Regions from separate parts of the Homo sapiens genome. Here all the other regions are linked to region 4. Evidence: chromatin loops called from intact Hi-C (ENCODE). Cell type or tissue: mammary epithelial cell. All regions are shown on one strand.

Evidence for each region. Hi-C counts contacts between places; a loop is a spot of excess contacts. Peaks named below come from ENCODE experiments on the same cell type or tissue, not always from the same donor. Only the 100,000 strongest peaks of a DNase experiment are listed, where the experiment ranks them.
Region 1: a loop joins it to region 4, with 15 times the contacts of the local background. A loop is called at or near these places in 9 of 110 quality-filtered maps.
Region 2: a loop joins it to region 4, with 25 times the contacts of the local background. A loop is called at or near these places in 14 of 110 quality-filtered maps.
Region 3: a loop joins it to region 4, with 10 times the contacts of the local background. A loop is called at or near these places in 5 of 110 quality-filtered maps.
Region 5: it touches region 4 in a loop (14-fold over the local background); 13 of 110 quality-filtered maps call a loop at or near these places.

Annotation. Positions count from the first base shown.
Region 1 is chr7:31,441,529-31,446,528 of GRCh38, forward strand. No RefSeq gene overlaps it. Among named protein-coding and RNA genes, the nearest start is that of ITPRID1, 70 kb to the right of the region's middle. In mammary epithelial cell, a CTCF peak has its summit at 2,035 (motif pointing right); no DNase peak of the experiment used is centred here.
Region 2 is chr7:31,485,797-31,490,796 of GRCh38, forward strand. No RefSeq gene overlaps it. Among named protein-coding and RNA genes, the nearest start is that of ITPRID1, 26 kb to the right of the region's middle. In mammary epithelial cell, a CTCF peak has its summit at 2,996 (motif pointing left); a DNase peak (open chromatin) is centred at 2,955.
Region 3 is chr7:31,371,238-31,376,237 of GRCh38, forward strand. No RefSeq gene overlaps it. Among named protein-coding and RNA genes, the nearest start is that of NEUROD6, 33 kb to the left of the region's middle. RefSeq lists an enhancer at 334-953. In mammary epithelial cell, a CTCF peak has its summit at 2,302; no DNase peak of the experiment used is centred here.
Region 4 is chr7:31,131,758-31,136,757 of GRCh38, forward strand. LOC107986781 (a long non-coding RNA gene) reads left to right here and starts at 2,886. Exons shown (of 3, transcript XR_001745159.1): 1 at 2,886-3,086. RefSeq lists silencers at 2,811-2,860, 2,881-2,980. In mammary epithelial cell, a CTCF peak has its summit at 2,879 (motif pointing right); no DNase peak of the experiment used is centred here.
Region 5 is chr7:32,202,365-32,207,364 of GRCh38, forward strand. It overlaps a transcript of PDE1C not described here. Among named protein-coding and RNA genes, the nearest start is that of PDE1C, 130 kb to the left of the region's middle. RefSeq lists an enhancer at 2,777-3,976. In mammary epithelial cell, CTCF peaks have their summits at 2,237 and 4,844; a DNase peak (open chromatin) is centred at 2,167; H3K4me3 peaks cover 455 bases.

The DNA of each region.
Region 1 (5,000 bases), 310 kb after region 4:
ACAGAACTGGACTCTATATGAAGCGGGATTTAAAGGGAGAGGCCTGTGGGATGCAGAAAAGAAAAGTTTTGTAATGACAGCTATCCCAGCGGAACACCCTCTGAAAGCCTGCCGGGAGAATATTTGAGAACTGTCTCCCTTAAAGACCCAGTGGGACACTTTACTTTGATACAAGGCACACGAGGGACAGATCAGGACAATGCCTAATTTCCCCCACCCACGTCTACTTGGAGACAATTTTTGAACTTTCACATAAAAAAAAAATCTGGAAAAAGTGTCTTTCAAACTTTCAGATATGTTTGACTTCCAGGTCACAGTAGGAGATATGCTATGCATTAGATAAGACTGAAAAGTTGCATAAAACGGTAGTCACCCTTCCTAGGTGATGCACCCTGATATTTTCTTCTATTATATTTCATTTTTTAAAAACTCCCAATGTGACCCACTAAGTTGATTTTATGATCTCCCAGTGGGTCACGGCCCATAAATGAAAATACACTAGTACAGCTGTCTTCATTTAGAGGAAAGAGAGTAGTGGTATTAGGAACAATTTGAAAAGAAGCATTCCTTCCTGTCTAAGTTCCAGTGAGATCAGGACTATCCTCAGTGTAGACACCCAAGTGGCCTGTGTACAAGAGCCCACAGATAATGCAGTGATTCCACTCTGCTGGCTCCCGGAGGAATGTCTAGAGACACGTTGTATGGAGGAGAAGAAATAAGGAGGAGCAGAAGCATCAGCATTTGCCACTTCCATGTGGATGACATCAGTAATTTGGTCCAAGGGCAAACTTTCGTGTTTGCACAATAATCATCACAAAGAAGTTTTTTTTATCGTAGGACAAAAAGTTAAAGTGAAAATATTTAGTACATTTTCTCTCAAATGGGCTTTGTATGAATAAGGTTTTGAGAGGATCCAAGAACAGACCAGATTGATCACCTTAGCAAGAACGATGGGCAGAGAGGGAAAGAAACAGAGAGGAGGCCAGAAGGACCAACATGAGAGAGCAGAGAGGAGACGGAGGGACAGGGGAAGTTTGAGAATGAAAGGAGACTGGAAACCCTGCTATGCAGTTAAGATGGTTTTTATTTAAAGTGTGGTATAATCCCTTCCTTGACATCCTACCCATCTCTAAGAAAACCTTCAGAAAAGGGCTATATTCCCCTTTAAAGCTTTTGTAGATATGTGTGTGTGTGTTGGGGGTGGGATGATGTGAGGATGGGTATTTTGTGTATGATAAAATAAGCCTTACAGTCATAGTCAAAAGGCCAATTTAATTCCGATTGCATAAGTAAAGTAAAATCATAGTTGTAACTAGTAAATTGACTCTGCTGATTGAGCAATTGAGAGGAACACCCAATAATAAAGAATGAGTGAGTTACAAGTGGGTTTCAAAGACGTTATCTGTAGATTTGATTTACGCTCCTAAGTATTTGCACACAAGACTGCAGATGTTTCCCTATAAACATTTTCTTAGCAAGGTCAAAGAGGGCCCGGTGAACAATGTAGTCTTTGTACACTTAAAATTTTAATATGGCTTTTTAAGTTTCTGAAGGCCATATCAACTTTGGTGTCTGAGATCTCTTAATGGACTACAGGGTCTAATCTCACAAAGGTCAAAAGCTTAAAGAGAAAATTGTGATTATTTTTATTTCCACAAAATGGAAAGAAACCCATAGAATACTCATAGAACAAGAGATCCTCCTCCTTCTTAAAGTCAAGTTCTCAGATGCTCTCAATTGATTAAAAAGCTTTAGAATAAGAAACGAGGCTAAAACAACATTTAAATGAGACTTTTGGGGGACAATCTAGTGTCACACACGAAGTTGAATGAACCTGTATTTCCCTAAAAGGAATGCTGGGCATACTCAGAGTGCTAAGATTATTGAGAACCGTCGCATTATTGAAGTTTAAGTTATCAGGAGAAAGCTATTTATTGGGCTTTCCTTGAACCCTAGAGCTTGATGAGATCTCTAATCCCTCTCAGCAGATAAAAGCCGTGAAGGATGAAGTAATGTGTGATATCCACTAGGGGGCAGTAAAAGCTGCAAGTGTTCCCAAGGCAGGCTCTTTAGAATAAGGTTTTAGGAGTCATGATGAGGAAGTAAGAAAAGATCCCTAAGATCCCCAAAGACAACAGATGAGCTCTCACCATGCTCCTGGTGTCACAGTGCTCTGAATGGATGTGAGAGGTAATGGGTTTGTAGCCTTCTCTGAGAATGCCTAGATAAGAACACACAGGCTCATTTCCTTCTTTTGACCTGTTGCAGAAATAAGCCAAACAGAATGTGCATACAAGCTCAGAAAATTAGTACCTGAAGTAATTTGTGCTAGCAGCTAAGGATGACAGACAATAGGCCAATCAGAACTTAGGTAGAATAGAAAATTGCAACCAACCCTCTGAGCATTATCTTTCTTCTATCTACTGATAATCATTGGGAATTATATTTCTCTTACCTTAAATATCATAATCTTCCTGATCTTCAAATGAATTGTTTTTGCAGCAGCACCAAGCTCTGTGTATAGAGATAAAGGCTAAATCTCTGACACTTTGGTCTTCTGCCTCTAAACCATCCTACTGCTTTCAAGAGTTCAGCTCTCTTCTCTGTCCCATTTCCAGTCTCAGTTTCATCATCGTAAAATGCAGGACTTGACTTTATGTTTTCTTTGATTTTCAAGTCTCCATCCCTGTCATCTTCCAGTGCTGTTCTGGGGTCACCTCCCATCAGTCCCCACAGGCAGTTCTTCCCAACTCTGCATTCAGTGACTTCAGGTTGGCAGCATAAAATCAGCCATGGTGGAAGCATTTACGCCGCAGAATTGGCAAATGATATAAACCAGGGTGCTTTCCTTCCTGGAGAGCCAGTTGTTAAACATTTATCAGCATACCAGTAAACCTCTCTCCATTCAAGTTCTAACTTTCAGCCTGATAGACATAACTATTTGAATGTATCATGACCATCTCAAACTGTACTGGCAAAAGGTAAAACCTGAGTCTCACATTTGTTTCCTTTTCCTTCTCTACCCTCTGTCTCTTTTGAGAAAGAAATGACACATTTTTCTTTTTATTTTTTTGAGATGAAGTCTTGCTCTGATGTCCAGGCTGGAGTGCAATGGTGCGATCTCGGCACACTGCAACCTCTGCCTCCTGGGTTTGAGCGATTCTCATACCTCACCCTCCCGAGTAGCTGGGATTACAGGCACGCGCCACCACACTGGGCTAATTTTTGTATTATTAGTAGAGACGAGTTTCACCATGTTGCCCAGGCTGGTCTTAAACTCCTGACCTCAGATGATCCACCCGCCTTGGCTTCCCAAAGTGCTGGGGTTACAGGTGTGAGTCACCGTGCCTGGCCAGAAATGGTGCATTTTTCAGTCAGCTAAGCATATAATCTTGGTATCAGCTTTGGTTTACATTTCTCTACCTACTGAGGCTATGCACAGTCGTAAAGATTGTTCCTTTGAAGTCTCTCTTAAAGTCACCCTTTTTTTCTCATTTCCCTTGCCAACATTTATCATGTCACACCTGAATTTATTTAAGAAACTTCTAGGTTTTTTTTTTTTTTTTTACTTCTGTCCCCTCCAATCCTATAAGTGGCAACAAAACTTTTCTTCAATCATGTCTTCACCCCAATAAAAAAACTCTCATGGCTCTGCCTCTCTGATAATATTTCATGTCTAACACCCTCTGCCTGGTTTATAAAATTCCCTCCAACCTGGCACCATGTCAGCCATCTCACAATTTTTCTTGCTCTGTCCCATCCCTCTGCCGCAATGACTCTTCCTGTCATCTCACATAAGCCTCATTTCCCAAGCTGTTCTCTCAAGGACTCGGGACACCACTGTCTGCAGCTGTAGGAGAGAAATAAAGGCCGTGACAGCTACCGATGCATCATATTAACCTCCCAGGCTTAATCCTGCGATAGGGCTGCTCTGAGTCCGCTCATGGACCCCATGAACTTTCCTCCTTTTCCATCCAGCTAAGCTCCACGTCTAGGCACTGCCTTCTTGTTTTGACTCCTTTGGGGATGCTAACCTGATTCTGACCTGTTTCAGTGATTTTGGTGGCCCCACTGAGAAGAGAATCCTAGAGGACGCTGGTCCTAGGCTGTGTGTATACTTTGTTTATATTCTAGTAACTCAACAGGCTGAACATTTTGGGCCCTATATCTTGTGCATAGAGAGAGCAGACATACTTATTTACTCCTGTTGCCCCTTCTCGTTTCTTCATTAATTTATTCAAATAAAGTTTGATAAACACATACTATGTGTCAGGCACTTGGACGGGCAAAACAGATGCAAAGCGGAAGAGGCCTGATCTCAGATTTCTGGAACAAGGGCTGAGAAATTATGACATGTGAGCCAAATCCAGCCCACTGTCTGTTTTTGTACAGCTCGTGAGCTAAGAATGGTTTTGACATATTTACATAGTTGAAAAAAGATAAAGGAAAAATAATATTTATTGGCATGTAAAAATCATATAAAATTCAAATTTCAGTGCTGATGAATAAAATTTTATTAAAACGCAGGCATGTCCATGTGGCAAGGTACTGTTTATGGCTGCTTGTGCACTACAACAGCAGAGCTGCATAGTTGTGACAGAGAATTTAGGGCCCAGAAAAAGTTGGCTGACCCTTATTCTAGGATCTCTTTATGAGTGAGTGAGGTAGACATGCAAACAGTTAATTACAATATACTTGGATGACTAATTTGATGGTGGTAGAAACAAGAGGCAGTGGGAGGAGAGGAGAAAGTCCCCGCAAGAAGCTGCATCTGAGAGCTCATGTTAGAATTGCTATGGAAGGTGAAGAGAGGCTCGCCATTCAGATCGGGTGGGGAAGGCACTAGAGCATTACACCAAAATTATGAGGACAGGAGAGAAAGAGAACATTTTCATGTGTCTGCAGATTTGAATACATAAAAGAGAACAGGTGATAAAGCAACTTAGATACAGCATATTGAGAGTTTCTGAGTGCTGTTCTGAACAGTGCATTCCAGGCCA
Region 2 (5,000 bases), 350 kb after region 4:
CAGCAATTTTGATGGAATTGGAGACCATTATTCGAAGTGAAGTAACTCAGGAATGAAAAATTAAACATCGTAAGCTCTCACTCATAAGTGGGAGCTAAGCTATGAGGACAAAAAGACATAAGAATAATACATTGGATTTTGGGGACTGGGGGAAGGGTGGGAGGGGGTGAGAGATAAAAGACTGCATATTGGGTACAGTGTACACTGCTTGAGTGATGGGTACACCAAAATCCCAGAAATCACCACTAAAGAACTTATTCATGGAACCAAACACCACCTGCTCCCTAAAATCCTATTGAAATAAATACTTTTTTAAAAAAATGTACTCGAAAGTGTCTAGCACAGTCCCTGCACACAGTAGGTACTCAGGAAGTATGCTTTCCTTCTGTCCTCCAGATGATCACAAGACTCATGCTCATTCCAAACCATATTTCTGAGTGCCTCCTTCCCCACTCATACACCTAGGGTGGTCTGCCTCTCCCTGGGGGCCCTAAATATGCTGGGTTTCTCGCTTTTTTTTCCCCCAATCATATTTGCTGGGTCCTTTGTTCCACCGCTTTGTCCCCTATTTGCTATTATGATGGAAAATAGCACTTTATAACAACCTAATGAGATAGGGACAACTGCCACTCTTTTGCAGAGAAGAAAACTGAGAGTCCAGGGTTTAGTGTCTTGCCCTAAGCCATAGGGATGGTAAGTTACAGTGTGGGAGCATCTAAGCCTTTTGACTGTGAGTCCATGGTTCTGCAGCTGCCTCCCTGGGAGCAATGTGATCCTTTAAAAACTATTACTCAGCAGATCCTCGGGAGAGGATAATGAATGATCATCATGATGCACTTCCCAGAAAGCCACAAACTCAGGCTGCTTTGGGTGGAATCCTGGAAATTAGTGGAAGAAATGCTCTGGTCAAGACAGCCAGGTCCTAGGGCCAGTTCTGCCACCTTGCATATGTGTAACCTTGGGCAAATCTCTGCACCCTGCTAGGCATCAGTTTTCATTTCCACAAAATGGAAGTAATAATCCCTGCCCTTTCTATTTTATAATACTGTTGAAAGAATCAAATGCATAATATGGGTGAAAAATGGTCATTAATCAAGAGTGCCATTTGGGTCTCTAAAGATTGACTCACAGTATCTATTATGTATTTATTTTTATTCTAAATTAATTTTTCCTAAGAGATATTATAAATATGTTTGAACTGCACTTCATAAACTTTTTTATCAGCCAGACTAAATTTTTTATAGTCTACTCTAGCAGAAATAACTCATTGTCATTGTCATCACTTTGATAAACAAAGCTTTGAGGGCTTAAAACATCACCGAGGATAGAACTGATATTTGCCAAGGGATCCTTTGGTCCATGAATCTCACCAATTGGCTCCCTGTGCAGTTACATGAATGAGGAAAGGACAAGGCTCTTGGATCTGCGATGTCTGAACTGCCTCCTGCCAAGTGGCAGGGACAATTTTAGTGCTGCTGAGAATCTGACTGCTGTTTCCGCCCACTCCCGCCTTCCTCCTTCCTCCTGTCCTTGAGCACGCAGATGCTGCCTGCCTTCTGCTCTCTCCTTCACCATTTTCTTGCATTTCCATGTCTCCTTGTACCCGTTTTCCTTACTTCAGATTCTCATTACTGTGTTTTCCTTCTTATCCCTCCCCACCCCCTATACACATAGTTATATATTGCTTGGTTTCTCCAACAGACCTATGCTGTGTTTCCTTACCACAATGAGCATGCCCGGGCACAGCCTGGGGGTAGCAGGGGTGATTCATTCTCATTCTTCTCTTGAACCCTCATGATACCAATGATAAGGGTCCTTTCCAATATGGCCAACATCTTTACTTCCCTTGTCATCTTTCCCCTGGATTACTGTATCCTTTTATTTGGGCACCTGCCTCTAGTTCTGCCCACTCCAGTCTACTCATTCACCCTACTGCTCTCAGAATGAACTTTCTAAATATAAATCTGACCTACCACTTCTGGAATGCAGTAGCTAGAACCTACAAACTCCAGATAAAATCCATATTCCTCAGCTTCACATTCAAGGTCACCTGTCACTTACCCATTACTTACTGCTCCAGATGTACTCATTCCCAGTTACACAGGTCCTGCACACTGAAAGTAGATCTTCGGGGGCACTGCTAGTGAATGAATGAATGAATAGCGCTTGCTCAGCATGGGAGGTTGTATGATGCAATGGAACCTGTATAGATTTGGGGTTAGACCTGTGTTAAGGCCCCTGAAACTTATCCACTGATATTGAGCAATTAACCTCTTTTAGCCTAATTTTCTCTGTGTATAATAGAAAATCTTATGCTCTTCCCACAGCTGGGACTAGGGAATGGTGACTGAGGGATTTACCTTGGACACAAAAATTAAGGAAGCACCAAAAATTCAGTAATCAAGAAAATATCTTAATACAATATTTTTTGGAAAAATCAAAATTGGTGAAAAAAATCCATGATGAACAAAATTTTAAAATTGTAAATAAAGACAGTATCTGACCCGACTCTGCTCTTACCCGACTCACCTCACTTGCTGCCCTTCTCATTGACATTACATTACTGGTCATTAGTGACCAGTGGCACTCTATAAACTGTAGTTGGCCTGGAATATACAGAAGGTCAAAGTGTTTCTATATTTTAATAGTAATTGGCCAGAATGATTTTATGTGTGTTCCACCCATTTGCAAATTTGGGCTTTAATTTTGTATGTCTTCTGTTATTTCCTTTTTTTAAGCAATTTCTTTTTAGTATCGCAGTTTACAAGAGTTTTGGTGAGCAATGGATTAGAAATAATTTTACAAAAATGTTCCTTCATCACAGATGGCTTAGGAAGCACTGCTCTGAAATTCAACGCAACCCCGAAGCTCTGTGGTTTTCTAGGATTGATTCATTTGTTTCTAACTGAGATGTACCGAACCGTGAAAGGATGTGGGCTGGACATACTAACTCCAAGGAGCCCGGGTATCATTGTAGTCCATGTCAATGGCGCCCCCTGGTGTTCGGGGGCGCAGCAGCCCTGTGCGAGTCCTGCAGCAGGCCCTCCTGGCCCATCCACTCGGTATACCCCACTTAACTTTTTTGCGGGGGCGGTTTCATTTTTGCTTTTTCTTTCTCACTTGCTGCTGCATTCATCTGGACAATGAATTCATCTGTCTATCTATTAATTCAACAAATACTTATCGAGCCTCTACTATGGGTAGGGCACATTCTCAGATGCTGGGAGTAGCGATCCATGAAATCTGACAGGGTACCTACCCTTAAGGAGCTTACAGTCTAGTGGAAAGGGCAAAATGAACAATTAAGCAAACAAATAAATGTATCAAACTTGTGAAGTGTTAGGAAAACTAAACTAAGTGTTCTGATAAACAAGAAGAGAATAAGGTTTACTTAAATCGGGTGTTCAGGAAAGCCCTTCCTGAGGACACCATCCCTAAAGGATGACAAGGTCTTAACAATTCAAATAACAAGTGAGAAACCCTGATAGGCAGAAGAAATGAAATGCATTAAAGTCCTAGGAGGGAAAGAGCCTGCTGTGTGTGGTCCAGGACCTGAATGGAGAGCAGTGTCATTAGGCAGAGGGGAACATGCCATGCAAGATTGACGAGGTAGCATGCCACATCATGCAGCATCTGTAAGCCACGGTGAGACGTATGCTCCCTACTTCAAAACATGTGCACCATATTTGAATTGTATATGATTTGGGATATTGAGTGTGATTAGCACAATCCCACTCTGCCAGAGATGCCTCCTTTAGCTGCCATGGTGGACACTTGGTTTTTTTGTTGTTGTTGTTGTTTGAGATGGAATCTCACTCTGTGGCCCAGGCTGGAGTGCAGTGGTGCGATCTCAGCTCACTGCAACCTCTGCCTCCCGTGTTCAAGTGATTATCCTGCCTCAGCGTCCCAAGTAGCTGGGACTACAGGCATGTGCCACCATGCCCAGCTAATTTATGTATTTTTAGTAGAGATGGGGTTTTACCATGTTGGCAAGGCTGGTCTTGAACTCCTGACCTCGGGTGATCTGCCTGCCTTGGCCTCCCAAAGTGCTGGGATTACAGGTGTGAGACACTGCATCTGGCCTGGACACTTGTTTTTATGTCTGCTGTGCACTTCCACCACCATCCTTTGTGACTGCTTCTCTCACATTGTCGCTTTTTTGTGTGCTGACTGATCTCTGTCCCTGGGGAACCCAGGCTGGGCAGTCATGGCTTGGACTTAGTGATGGGTCAACAGAAGAAACTGGGACCCAAGTTGAACGCATCAGATTACTTCCCTGAGGTTTACTCTAACCGGAACCAACAGGAAAGATGATGCCTCTTTCGTAATTGGACCCCAAACTCCCTGCGGCCAGATTCCCTGCCTCAAGGAGAAAATGTGTACACACTGGGAGAGAATGAAATAAACAACAGGCTGGCTGATAGAAAGGTTGGATGGATGGAAAGCTGGAATGGTGGTGAGTTTCCCGTCCCAGGCTCTGGCCCTGGGATGCTGCCCTGCTTCCTTCATTCCGTGCATTACGCCAGAAACCTTCTGATAAGTCCATATTACTTACTGTTTTGCTTAAGCCTGTTTGAGTTCAGGTTCTGTGATCTGTAATTAAAAACATGTTAAAAATGCAGCTTCCCAGTCTCCTCACGACCTCCAGGGATCACCCTTTCCCATATTCCCACATTGCCTGGGACTTCATCTTCCCTGACATATTTTAAATATGCTGAAGAAAAGTCCATGTTTTCCAAAGCATGTTTGTCAGAAACTTCTACTACTGGGAAACTGAATTTGACTGTCTCTCAATTTTTTGAGATGGCCTTTATCAGAGCAGCAGTTAAGGAATTGGAAGACTGTAAGTTGGTATTCTCCACAGATTCTATGAGGTCCCTGGGATAGGACATATGTATTGTCTCTTCATAGATGTACAAGTGCACACATATACACACATGCTAGGGTGCATTCTTATGGATGTACAGGGCAATTTCAGTTGTTGCTTTTATGACCAAATG
Region 3 (5,000 bases), 240 kb after region 4:
GTAAAATATTCTATAACATTTCTCGGCTTTAGTGAACAGATTATCACCCATTTTTATTTTCGTAGGAATCGGCATAGTTGGGACACTTAACTGAAATGATTGGACCACACTGTGAAGGACATAAAGAGCTATGAAAAATCCCAGCTTTGTTGCTCTACAGAACACAGAAATATCTGAATGAACAAATTCAGTAAGCCACCCTGATATGTTGTCTCTGCAACATGATCCATTCACCTATATATAGATATTTAGGTTTCTCATTTTCTTCTTGATGTTTGATATCATAAAAATATAGACAACATCCATGGATCCTGATGATCAAAAATGTTTTTCTCCAGGTCTTAAGATCGTTTAGTCAGAGGTGCATTTCAATGCAGTTGGTTCATTTCTGAGCCCTGGGACTCTCTTGTGTGTGTTTGTAGAAGGCATGGAATAACAGTTTGTTTTGCTCTCACCTTCACCTCTCTTCTTAAGGCGCAAGCTGAGCTTTATAGTTCAGAAGTTAAACACATTAGAATATTTATTTAAAGGCAATTGCACTTCCTGCTGTCTGGGTAGCTGGGCTCACCAGGCCACTAGACCCCCAAATGTGTATTTGCCTTCTGGTGGCCCAGCCTGCAGGGCCATTGTCTCCCTGTTGTTAGCAAATGGTTTCCTCCACAAGCCTTTTAACTCCACAAGTTTGCAACCATTAATTCTTAAGGGTTTTGACAAATCTCCCCAGTTAAATATTAAACAATAAATATGGCCCGGATGGTAACAGTGCATTGTGAAGTCTGTTTGAAGTGTCCTTTAAAATATTAAATTCAAATAAATGATTGAATCAGAACAAAGGCTATATCTTAAGACAAATTCAGCCAAGTCTCTTTAACCTTTGAGCTTTCAACATAGATTAGAAAGCCAGGGCAACGCATGCTTTCATAGCAAATTGAAATGGGATTTTTGAAACAGTTCCTGCAAATACAGGTAACCCATACCTAGGTTTGATCTGCCTTTGCCATTTTGGGGGAGAGATTTTGCTGCTCATTGTTTGATAAAAATGTGATTTTTTAAAAAGCCCTTATGTTCAAAGAAGCAAATCCTTGAAAACGCTAGCTTTGGGTGCTATGTTTATTCCTTGTCAATGTCTTCCATATGAAATCTGTTCTGCTTATAATATCTACCACAGTTGGAGCCTTGAAAAAAATCTGTTTCATATCTGCCCTTTGTACTTAGCTTATTTTGTTTTATGCTTCCCCCAAGTTATACGTCTGTAAGCTGTCTTTCTTCTAAGCAGGCGGTCCTAGAGGAGGAGGAATTGGGGGATTGCCCTGCATTTAGGGGAGCCTGGACTTCTAACACATGAATTATACCTTAGGTAGGAAGCAGGTAAAGGAGAAGAAGGTGGATTCACCAGCTGGGAAAAAAGATGAGTAAAGCCAAATTCTGCCTCCTTCTCACTCCTACACCCTGTGCGGCTGGTCCAGCACCCGTTGGCTCTTCTCTTGGGTTTGTGCTCTGCCACAGCGTCCCCATCTGTTCCATCTGTTTCCTCGACACTGCACAACCTCCGGTAGCTCTTGATCCAGCCTGCCCAGAACAATGACTCCACATACCCAAGCTTCTTAGAAGAGAGTGTGACACAGTTGGCTACAGGGCATGCACGATAAAGAGACCCTGTTATAATAAACACGGGTTGCTCATTAGGAGCATATGGTTGACATCGTGGGGGCTGAAAGGTGTGAGCATGTCGAAGACAAAGACACCCATCAAACATCTCTTGAATGAATGCTTGTGGGCTGCAAAGGTTTCTGAAAGGAGCAGAGTTTCTGCAAATGCACTGCACTCTGGGAGGCCTGTGGGTTTCTGTGCCCACCCTGGTGGGAGGATGCCCCAACACAAGGCAGTTTGGTCCTCAGCTAATGCCCTATTGTCTGAACGCTGTTTTGATGTAGACCTGTTCCCTGCCCCTTGCTGATGCTCCATCAGGTAGACAGGGATCTCCCTCACTTCAGGAATTGACAAAGCAATTGTCTGATGCCGGAGAGGCTAGACATTGTCCAAACCAGCAAAGGGAGCTTTGACATCCAGAGAGAGAGCCTCCCTGAAAACCTAGGAATAAGATGCTCTTCTTTCCTCTACAAGAAAGAGAAATATCATCTGATGGGACAGCCCCCATGGTTTCAGCACCACCCGGGAGGGAGCCTAATTAGGAGCCTGTTGCTGACTTGCAAGGCTAGACTTCTCCCAGAATCGGGGTCAGGCTGGTCAAAGGCACTATCTGCAGTTCCTGCATGTCCATTCTGTTCATGCCACTAGGGGTCCTCATTGGTTTGTTCAGGACAGAGCAAAAGGCAGCTTTTGAGATAGAAACCACCAGAAAGAGGCCTTCAATTTGACTTCTTTGTGGGTCTCAGGCTGTGTGGTCTTGGACAAGTTACTCAGAACCCCTGGGCCTCAGTGTCCTCATTTCTACAATGGGAAGAAGAAGGGGCTGAGAACTTACTTTCATGGAGGACCTACTAGGTGCCAGACATAGCTTTTGTTTTAATAGAGGTTCCTCCAGAAACAAAGCCCGAGACAAGGACGTGATACAGTGGTTTCTTTGGAAATTGTGGATCCCAGTTGAGGGTGACACAGAATAAGGAGAAGCTGACCTTCGGGTATGTCACGGAGGGGCTGCTGAGCACGGCAGAGGCTCGAGCCCAGGGAGACCTCCTCAGCAGGGTAGAGTGCCTCCGGGAGGCTGGGCCATTTGTCTGCCAGCTCCTGTCCCATATGGAGTAAGGGCTGCCTCTGAGGATGATGCATTTTACCACAGAGTGGAGAAGTCCCCAGAACAGAAAGTGGAGACACATGGTACACACTTAAGGTGGGTGAATCTGAAACCAGACAAGCTGTCACTGAAAACAGATGTGAGTCGAAGGGCTGTGATGCAAGCACCGGGGCCACCATGCTCAATGATACATGTATAGATATACATAGCCTGCCAATGCATTGGACACAGACGAGGCAAGGCTACTGTCTTCCTCCCAGAGTTGAGAGGAGCATATGAAGGAAAGTGCTGATGGTGACTGATACAGGGTAGATTTTGACTAATAGAACTCAGCATCTTGCTGGGGCAGGGAGAGTGTAGCTACTCAGACATTTCCACTGCCACAGAACCCCTCCCTCCACCGGGGCCACTGTGTGTGAGGAGAAGGAGCAATGTGAGGAAGAAAGGGGCCCTTACCAAGGAATCATTTGGGAGTGATTCAGCAAACCTTCTGTCTGCTAAGAATGAAGGTCGTTTTAGAATTTCTCTGTGCTTACCTGTGTAGGTGCAGGATCCTAGATATTTTTGAGATGATTAATTAAATCCAACAGGGAGATAACTTTCAGCAGCACATCAAACAGCCACAGAATGTGTGGCTAGCATTACATTTATGTGTGTGTAAAATCTTTTTAATATAATTATTACTGCATTCCCAAAAGACATACTTTTCCCAACTAGAAGAAAGACAGAAAGAAAGGAAGGAGGGAATCAAGGAAAGAAGGAAGAAAGGGAAAGAAGAAAAAGAGAGAGAAAAAAGAAGGAAGGAAGGAAGGAAGGAAGGAAGGAAGAAATCTGTATTAAATGGAGAGGAACTTGTGAACATAGATCAAAGCACAACTGGCCTCACATCCCCTCCAGTGGAAAATGTCGTGAGCCTAACAGGAGAGCAAAGTTTTGAGGTGGTGGCCAGGGTGCAGACATAGCCTCATTATAATGAAGAATTACCAATGTAATTATTAGCACCTGACTTTACCTAGAAGCACACATCTGCATTTCTACTTAGGATCATTCATACCTCAAATTATCTGAGATGAATTGCATCAAATTCCTAGTGAGATTTTCCAGAGAATTTACCAAAATTAGGTCATCATTTACCATCTCCTGTCTTGCTTACTTCCCTTTGGTGCTTGCCACCAGCAAAAGGTATTTTGAGTAAAAATAGTTACACTCTCTAGGCCAAAAGGTGCCCCCCATTTACCTCTGTACCCACAGACACTATCTTGGCTCAACCTCCTCTCAGCTTTCATCTATGTTTCTGTGACCTTCTCTGTACCTAGTGATCCTGCCTCTCTGCTTCCAGTCTTTTCCCTGCTCCAGTCCAAACTCCTCACTGCTCCGAGAGGGATCCTTCCAAATTGCGTATTTGAACATATATATCACCCCTCTGCCCCAAATCCTTCAATGGTTCCAGATGTTTTCAGGATAAGACTTAGGACCTCACATGACTGTGCCCTGTCTGCTTTTTTTGGCCCTCTCAGTCTCCACACACTTCTGCGGTTCTAACCAAACACCGTCCATTTACACACAATGCATCACACTCTGTGTCTTAGCTGGAAACAGCCACCCCACCTGTACCTGCTCAGCACTTCCTGGTAGGCTTCCCCAGCAAAGGCAGAGATTTTGTCTTTTTCATATCTGACCCCTTAGGACCAAGTACATGGCTCAGTCAATATTGAATGTGCTCAACAGAAACACAAATAACATAAAAGAAGCCTGCTTCTTTCTAAGTGGTGATTTGGCCAAACTACAGCATGGCAAAGGAGAGGTGGGGGAACAGTCTAGGTACTGGTAAGAAAAATATGTGATATAAATTTTCAACTCCTCCTGCATCAGGTCTTCATTATGTGTTTTATCTATTTTATTTAAAGAGAATTCTAAGAGCGCCACATCTCTGCACATTTAAATACATGCACCTTTGCCTGGACATATTGTGTGACAGAAGAAAACAGTAAAAAAATAAATACGTGAACCTTAGCAACAGAGCAAGACCTTGTGTCATAAATAAATACATCTTAAAAGCTCACACGAATGCTCTGTAACTGATTCTTGGGTTTTCCACCATTTAAAATTGTCTGATGCCCTTTATGATGAAGAATGAGAGTTGACTGGCAGCTATCTAGAACATAAATATTTCTAAGCTGTAACTTGTGGCCAAGTTAACTAATAGAGACATTCAATACAATAAGATTTGACATGTTTTTCAAGG
Region 4 (5,000 bases):
TACAATTTCAAGGAGTGAATTTGCTGAAGTTTATGTAGTAATTCTCCCTATCCCCTGTAAGAAATTGTCAAACCATTTTCCAAAGTGGTTGTACCATTTTGCATATCCACCTGAAATATAACAGAGTTCCAGCTGCTCTACATCCTCATCAGCGCTCTATGTTGTTAGCTTTTAAAAAGCTATTCTGGCCAGGCACGGTGGCTCATGCCTGTAATCCCAGCACTTTGGGAGGCCAAGGCAGGTTCGAGACCAGCCTAGCCAAACATGGTGAAACGCCGTCTCTACTAAAAATACAAAAAATTAGCTGGGTGTGGTGGCAGGCGCCTGTAATCCCAGCTACTCGTGAGGCTGAGGCAAAAGAATCCCTTGAACCACAGAGGCAGAGGTTACAGAGGCAAAAAAGTCACTTGAACCCCAGAGGCTGAGGTTGCAGTGAGCCAAAGTCACGCCATTGCACTCCAGTCTGGGCAACAAGAGTGAAACTCCGTCTCAAAAAAAAAAAAAAAAAAAAAAAGCTATTCAGCTATTCTAATAGGCGTGCAGCAAGATCTAATTATAGTTTTGATCTGCACTTCTCTAATTATGCTGATGAATATCTTTTTATGTGTTTATTTGCTACTCATATCTTTTTGGCTAAATATCTGTTCATGTCTTTTTCCAGTTTTTCTAAAAGTTGGCTAATTTGATTTCTTATTGAATTGTGAGAGTTTTTAAAATCCATATTATTTATACAAGACCTTCATCAGATATGTGATTTACAAATATCTTCCCCCAGTTTGTTGCTTGTCTTCATTGTCTTAACTGTATTTTTAGAAGAAAAGACTTTTAAAATTTTTGTCTAATTTATTAACTTTTAATTAATTAATTTTGCTAATTTTGTTTTCAGGGACTATTTTTGTGTGGCAGGAAATAGGGAGATATTGAAGAATTTTGAGCAGGGGATCAACATATTAAAAGAGACATTAGGATAAAAATTGGTTTGATTGTAGACAACAATTTAAATTGAAGTAGAAATAAATCTAGGGTAAGAGAAATTAGCTGTTACAATAAATTAGGCATGAAATAAATGAGGAATTTAGGTAAGTATGGTAACAACCAGAATTATACCTTATTAAAATTTCATCTATCTGCTTAACTAGAATCTGCTAATGATTGAATAGATTTTCTTATAGCCAGGGTTACTTCGGATGACTCCAAAGGGAAATCCAGAGACTTCCCTGATCAGCAACATGAGGAGGCCCCCAACCTCCTTAATCCTATTTGGCCAGTTCCTCCAATGCCCTTTTTAAGAAAATGTGTATCATGGTTTTCCATGCAGTCAGGAAACATAAACTTTCTAGGATGCAATTTAGTCATAATGCTTATATCTATTAGTTATTGCTATATCACAAACCACTTCAAAAGTTAGGGTCTTAAAACAACCATCAGCCGGGCGCCGTGGCTTGCTCCTGTAATCCTGGGCCGAGGCAAGCAGATCACTTGAGGTCAGGAGTTCGAGACCAGCTTGGCCAACGTGGTGAAACCACATCTCTACTAAAAGTATAAAAATTAGCCAGGCATGGTGGTGGGTGCCTGTAATGCCAGCTACTCGAGATGCTGAGGCAGGAGAATCACTGGAACCCAGGAGCGGAGGTTGCAGTGAGCTGAGATCGTGCCACAGCACTCCAGCCTCGGCGACAGAGCAAGGCTCTGTCTCAAAAAAAACAAAAACAACCAACCAACCAACCAACCAAACAAAAAACAAAACCGTTGTTTACTTAGCTCATGATTCTGAAGATTTGACCATTTGGGGTGGGAACAGCTGGGTTCTTCTGGTTCCTTCTGGGTCCTCTACTTGGCTACAGATGGCTTTGTTGATCTTGGCTGAGCTCTCTCAAATGTCCTGGTGCCTTGGCTAGCTTATTGAAGCCCAGGCTTAGCATTAACAAGTGCCTTCCATGGTATTTAATTGGACAAAGTAAGTCAAAGGCAGCCCAGATTCAAGGAGTGCATACAAGGAGGGGAATAATCGTAGGCATTTTTGCAAACAATCTGCTTCGGTGCTTATCTTCAGACCTGAGATATGGTCATGTTTGTGACATTCCTTGGAAAGAAAAGCATCCTAGAGACCTTTCTAGGAGTTACTGGTGAAGGAAGTATTTAGAAGATAAACTTTCATTAAATTCATTGTAGCAGGATCTGGGAATTAGGATCTCAAGGGGAAATCCCAACTCTTGTTGTTTGCTTCCCGTAAGAATAAGAAACAGCAGCATTATCAAGTGCTGTACTTTACTACAAATATTAACCGGCAACAATTGACCCTCTCTGGGACTTTCCATTTAGTTATTTACTGGAAGCTGTTCTGTAATTTTCAGCAGTGCTGTTATCTATGAGATTACTTTTCTTTTAGCTGTGCTGGGTTTTCAGACGCATTAATATAGCTTAATATCTCTTCCTGTTGCTTCTCTAATTAAAAGCTTGTTGGATTTCCAAATAAGAAATAACATACACAAGCACTGGTAATTCAGGCTGCTAATAATTGGGAGAAAAACTTCAGCAAGGAACAGCATCAACCAGGCATGAGGGATCTTATGATCCGGCAAAGAAAGAGGCCTAGGAGTCTGGGGAGGATTGCAGGGCAGTGATCTGGCTCTGAGCAGCTGGCCTCCCTGAGAGGGGCTGCTGCCGATGAAGGACCGCCAACAGACAGCCTGAGTATAGTGCATGTGCCCTGTCCCAAGATGGATGTTTGAATCCTGGATCCAAGAGAAGAGCTCATGTCTGTTTTTCCAATCACTGCTTGTATCCTTTCCTGCTTCCCCAAGTCCCTCATTCCTCTCCTCCCGGCGGCTTTTGCCCTCTTTGGTCCAGGCCGCAGGAAACCGTTCCTCTAGTTCTAACAATCGGCCACTAGATGGCACTAGATGTTCGGATTAAAGTGCCTTCCTGAGCTCCACGGGCCCAGGGCGAGGGCAGGCAGGGTCTGAAGACAGCTTCTCTCGGCCACCGTCATTCTCTCTCCCACTTCGCTCTTCACTTCTCATCCCTTCCTCATCCCATTTAAACATTAGATTCCTTCCAGCAGCGGTGTTTGCGTGATTTCAAAGGTAGGGAAACCGTGTGTTTCGTATGGTGGGGTGCCGGTGGAAGAAAGGGAGTTTGTGGGTTCCACAAGAACCTTAGGTGCCCGCTAAGGACACAGATCGAACTCCAGGCAAGAAAGGCACAGCGACTGCTTCCCTCTCTCGCGCCATGAGCACTGGCCTCTCTTAAGCAACCCCGCTGAGCTGTTGAATAGACCCCTCACACTGTTACTTCAAAAACTGAATTCTTGGTTGGGCGCGGTGGCTCATGCCACCCAGCACTTTGGGAGGCCGAAGCGGGTGGATCACTTGAGGTCAAGAGATCAAGATCAGCCTGGCCAACATGGCGAAACCCCGTCTCTACTAAAAATACAAAAGAAATTAGCTTGGCCTGGTAACAGGCACCTGTAATCCCAGCTACTCAGGAGGCTGAGGCAGGAGAATCGGTTGAATCTGGGAAGCAGAGGTTGCAGTGTGCCAAGATCGCGCTACTGCACTCCAGCCTGGGCGGCAGAGTGAGACTCCATTTCAAACATAAATAAAATAGGCCTGGCGCGGTGGATCACGCCTGTAATCACAGCACTTTGGGAGGCCGAGGCGGGCGGATCACGAGGTCAGGAGATCGAGAACATCCTGGCTAATACGGTGAAACCCCGTCTCTACTAAAAATACAAAAAATTACCTGGGCGTGGTGGCGGGCTCCTGTAGTCTCAGCTACTCGGGAGGGTGAGGCAGGAGAATGGTGTGAACCCGGGAGGCGGAGCTTGCAGTGAGCCGAGATGGCGCCACTGCACTCCAGCCTGGGCGACAGAGTGAGACTCCGTCTCAAATAAAATAAAAAATAAAAAAAAATAATAAAATCACATCAAATAAAACACAAAAATTGAACTCTTCCTTCTCTCCACCCTCTCTCATCCCAATCCATTCTTCTTTTTATAGTTCCATCCTCACTGATGTGAATTTTTTGTTTGTTTGTTTGTTTTCTGAGACAAAGTCTCTCTCCATCACCCAGGCTGGAGTGCAGTGGTGCGGTCTTGGCTCATTGCAAGCTTCGCCTCCCGTGTTCAAGCAATTCTCCTGCCTCAGCCTCCCGAGTAGCTGGGACAGGGCCCGCCACTACACCCAGCTAATTTTTGTGTTTTTAGTAGAGACGGGGTTTCATTATGTTGGCCAGGCTGGTCTCGAACTTCTGACCTCAGGCAATCCACCCACCTCGGCCTCCCAAATTGATGGGATTACAGGCGTGAGCCACCGGGCGGTCTCATGTCACCTTTTAACCTAATCATTTCTGGAAGCTAAAAGTCATCCTGTTTTCTTACATAAGTCTAGCGCCTTTTCCAATCTGCTACCATAATGCTCCCTAACTTCATGTCTGCCCCCACCCCTCCCTTTCCGTTTGTACTGAATAATGGCGCCGGTTTTGGGATCATCTATTTAATTACACAAGCCCTGGTATTCACACTGGGGATACAGCAGTGACTTCCAAGCTGAAACTTTAAGGATGAGTTGAAGTTAGCCAGGCAAATAGGGGTAACAGCATTCTTGATAGAGCAGATTTCAGCTGGGAGTGACTCTGCCTGGAAGGAGCCATTTGACAATATCCATAGACATTTTTGGTTGTTACGCTCTGGGGAAGGAGTGGGGTTTTCTCCTGACATCTAGTGGGGAAATCCAAGGATGCTCTAAACATCCGGCGATGCCCAGGACAGTCCCCCCACAACAAATATTAACTTCCAAATATTAGTAGTGCTAAGCTTGAGAAACCCTGTAATAGAGAAAGCTGCAGAGAGAACATGGCTTTTTTGAGAAACTGAAAGTTTTCTTAGAATGGGAATGAAGGTTGGGAGATGTGACTAGGGACCGTGGTGTGCAGAGCTGCACCTGGGAGTTTGTACTCTCTCCCCAGGCCAATGGAAGTAACTGGAGATATTGGAGCCA
Region 5 (5,000 bases), 1.1 Mb after region 4:
CCACCAATGCTTTCCAGGACACAGTGAATATTCCTCCGCTGGATGGGCTCCTGCAAAGAGCTCATGACCCCATGACAGGGATGTCATACAAGGGATTTGAGCTTTAGACAGAGTGGTGAGCACTGGACTGGATCATTTGTAAACTCTACTTTAACTTGAAATCTTTCAAATCCCAATGAATACATCTGTTGACTGAACCAAGCTGATCGGCTTGCCTGATAACAACTGTGTTTGATGAAAGGGGTGGAGAAATGGGGTAAGATAAGGTGGTGAAGTCCCCTTGTGGGCAAGCAGAGAAATTTTGGGTCAACACAAGTTGGGGTCTAACTGTGGCTCTGAAACATGGATGTGTCACAGGTCACTGGGGGAGCTTCGAGAGGATGATTATAAGTGTAGATAAGAAGCTAGTAGCCAGCTGTCTTGTGTTCTTTTGTGTTGCTTGCGTGGTTGATTGATTGGTTGGTTTTTGTGGTATGAAAACTTAACATGAGAGCTATCCTCTTAATGTATTTTAACGTGAACAATACCATATTGTTAACTACAGGGATTATGTTGTACAGCAGGTCTCCACATCTTATTCATCTTACATAATAGAAACTTTATACCCATGGAGCAACAACTTCCTGTTTGCTCCTCCCCACACCCAGCTCCTAGCAAACACCATCCAATTCTGCATTTCTATTAGTTTGACTATTTTGCTTGCCATAGCACCCTACATGTACGTGATCTCATCTGTCCTGGATCCCTTATATGGTTCTGTCTCAAACGTAGTACATGCCCCCGAGAACACTGAAAGCCCAGCCACCAGCCACACAGTCCCCCACTCATGGCATTTCTCAGTCGTTCCTCCCACATATTTCTTCTTCTTCTTTTTGTCTTCATCCATCCCCAGTTCAAGCTCCCTTCTTTTGTCACCAACCCTCCTAGCCATAACAACTGATCTAGTAAAGTTCCCTGGCTGAACTCTAGCACTGTCTCGGACATGATTTTGAGTTCCCTCTGGGGCTCCATACATGGCATCACCATGTCATAGGTGCTGCCTCCCTCTATTTCAACCAACCCCAGCGATCACCCCACTGCACATCTCTGCCTTCCATTTCCCATCTCTGCAGAGGGAAGGTGATCATTCACCCAGCACAAAAATACGAAGGGCCGCCCCTTGCTTCACTCCCCCATCCACCCTAAGTACTCCAGCTCTTTCACAGGAAAATCTATTTCCAAAAATACCTGGATTCTTAATTAATCTCTATTTTCTTATTGCTTTTGATACCGCTATAGTAGTCCCCCATTATCCGAGGGGGTACGTTCCAACAACTGCCTGAAACCAGGGATGGTGCCTAACATGATTGCTGTTAATCAGAACACGATTCTGCTCATGTCTACCCTCCGCAAATTTAATAACACTTCCATCTTAACTAAGCACTTATCCTGTCCTGTGGCCATAACTTTTGCAGCTTTAGTGCAACAACAAAACTAGCACGAATTTCTGTTTCCTTCTTTACAGTTTCACAGATAGAAAATTCGCTCTCCCTGTGGATCTCAGCAACCTTGGCATACAGTTTTTTTCTTTATTAAGTCAAGAACTTTCACCTTTTCACTTAAAGAAAGCACTTGCTGGCTTCTCTGTGGTGTATCCAAATTGCCAGCATCAGTACTCTTGCACTTTTTACTAAGTGCACTTAGAAATTGCACTTAGGCAATTACTAAATAAAATAAGGGTGATTTGAACACAAGCACTGCAATCTGATAAACGAGAGGGCCCCTAAGTCACTAACGTGTAGGTAGCATCTACACATGGATCCACTGGACAAAGGGAGGATTAACATCGTGGGTGGGGCAGAGTGAGATTTCATCTCGCTATTCAGAGCAGCACTCAAATCAAAACTTGTGAATTGTTTATTCCTGGAATTTTCCATTTCATATCTTCAGACCGCTATTAGCCACAAGTAACAAAACTGGGAAAGTGAAACCGCAGATAAGGGAGGACTTTTGTATTTTCTTGTCCACGATTGCTCATCTTGGGGGAGAAATTAGTCCTCCCTCAGGAAAGCAACCAGAACTCCAGCATACAGCTGCCCAGCCACAAGAGCTCTGTGGGCACTGTCTCCCTCGCTCGGGCTCCTCCAATGCCCTGGACTCCTGACAGAAGCTCTGTCCAATGCACTGAATGCAGCGTCTTTTACGTCCTCTAGAGGAGAGGGATGCCACCAAAATCTGGGCTTTTTCTGCCACACTGTGGCCACGTCTGAACACTACATGTGGCCACGTCTGAACACTACATGTGGCCTTCATTCCCTTACATGTGGTATTTGGAGTTTTTTCCAATGAAGATTAGAAGTTACCTTTTTTACCTATTATCCCCATTCAGACCCTCAAGCCTCAGCTAATGCTCACTTTCTCCAGGAGGACTCCCTTGAATTCACCTCCACACCAGGCTGGCTGAAGCGTCCCCGTTCTGACTCTCCCAGCTCCTCCTACCAATTGCTAGCATTTCCTTCCACATGCTGTATTGTAGTAGTCACTTCTGTCTCCCTAATTAGACTGCAAACCCTTTGAAGACAAACCAACTCATCTGTGTTATCTCCATGGCTCACAGAAGAACAGAAAAGTCTTCAATAAGTATATATGAAATTAAAGAAAAAAGGGAAGAAGAGAGGGGAGGAAGGCTGAAAACTCAAGGTAATAACAACCAGCCACACTTATTGAGCGCTTGTGGTATACAGTCCCTGTGCTTCATATAATGAATTCCAGGTTATCAGGGCCAATATCCACCTCTGCTGCCCCAGCTTCATCCAGCAATTAAAGGGTCCATGTCTGTCCTGTCAGGGGTCTCCTGGACTCTAGTCCTTCACATAGTCCATGACCAGCATCTGTTCTGATGTTCAGTGACCACGTCACATGTTTTCAAGTATTTTAACATTCACCCTTGCATGTGATCATCCACAACAACTTGGAAATAAGCTCTAGCATTGAGGTGAATCTGGCTGGGCTTCTGGGTTGGGTGAGGACTTGGAGAACCTTTCTATCTAGCTAAAGGATTGTAAATGCACCAATCAGTGCTCTGTGTCTGGCTAAAGGTTTGTAAATGCACCAATCAGCACTCTGTAAAAACGGACCAATCAGCACTCTGTAAAATGGACCAATCAGCACTCTGTAAAACGGACCAATCAGCACTCTGTAAAATGGACCAATCAGCAGGATGTGGGTGGAGCCAAAAAAGAGAATAAAAGCAGGCCAACCCCCCAGCCAACCCGTTTGGGTCTGCTTGTGCCCTGCAGAAGCTTTGTTCCTTCCCCCTTTGCAATGAATTTTCCTGCTGCTGGCTTTTTAGGTCTGCACTACCTTTATGAGCTGTAACACTCATTCTGCAGTTTCACTCCTGAAGCCAGCGAGACCATGAAGCAACCCCAAGGAAAACAACTCCAGACATGCCACCTTTAAGAGCTGTAACAGTCATTGCCAAGGTCTGCAGCTTCACCCCTGGAGTCATTAAGATCGTGAACCCATCAGAATGAAGAAACTCCGGACACATCTGAAAATCTTAAGGAACAAACTATGGACACACCATCTGTAAGAACTGTAACACTCACCAGGTGGGTCCATGTTTTCATTTTTGAAGTCAGCGAGACCAAGAACCCACCAGAAGAAACCGATTCTAGACGCAGTACTGTTCTAGGATCAAGGTGTGGAAAATGTGTTTTTAGAGGGGTAAGGTTACCTGCTCAACGCGGCACAGAATTCATAATTCTGGACACAGAATTCAAACCCCGGCTTGACCCCCAGAGCTTACATGGTGGCTGCTGGGGACTCTCCCACTAGCATGTAGGAGACCTTTGAGGATATATTCTGGGGGGATTTGGGGATTGTGTATGCTGATAATGGGACGGCTCACTGATTAGGATGCAGAGGAGCAGGGGGAAAGGAGCAGAAAGGGGCCAGTTTATGCAGTCTTCAATCAGCGTTTTTCTCTAGGTCAGGTGCAGTCAACCAGACACGGCCCATGGGCTCAAGGAGCTGACTGTCTAATAGAGACCGACAGTTGCATAAAACAGACATGTCTAGAGAGGAGGGTTTTTAGGGCCTGGCACTGGAGGGCAGCTTCACCAGCATCCCAGAGAGCAGGACTAGAAAGGGACCCCACAGCCAGCTGACTTCATCCCAGAAGTCCCCAATGTCAGGAGCCACAGTGGGTTCCAGGAGCTCCTCACCAAGTTGAGGCCTGGACCTGAGCAGGGGAGATCAGCTGTTCCCCACACTGCCCTTGTGGCTACGATGCGGTACCCACATGGGGTACTTTCCATGCGGCACCCATGTGAGGTGCCCACCATGCAGTACCCACATGAGGTATTCTTCTAGCTCACCCTGCCCACTGCAGAGCATGGCAGTGCCCACACCCGGTGGCTCTCGCCCCAGGACAGCTGGCCTTGTGATAGATGCCATTCTCAAACCATCTGCTGGTTGGAAGCTGGTGTGCCTGCATTCACACAGCGCACTCAAGTCAAGGTCAGTCTCAACTCTTCACTGTCCTGGACACTGTCATTCTCCCAGCATTTGTGAGGGGAAGAGATCCTCTCTGCTTCCTTTGAGTTCCCTTCCCTCTTCCCTAACCCTCACTTCTAGGAGAATGACTTCCCCATGTTACTGTATGTGCCCACAGTTGCTAGGCAGATGCTCTAACTGAAGTCAGGTTGATTGGAAGCCACTGCTTGAGCCTGCAATGATGGGGCAGGGGTGGTGAAGGGGCCTGGTAGATCCAGAGTCTCACAGGACTAACTCCACAGCATCCACCACCAGAAGCAGCCCTTCCCAAGTCCCCACTCCCAGATCTCTGCTGACCTCTAGAGGGTCCAGCCATCACAGCACAGGCTCTGGCCACCCGCCCCCGCCAATCCCCGTCGTGCCTGATTCCGTACTGGGCAACGCACACTGTCAAGGCTGTCTTGTTGGACGCAAAAATTAGAGAATGTTGCAGTACTTCATCTTCCAGTCTCAAAAAAAAA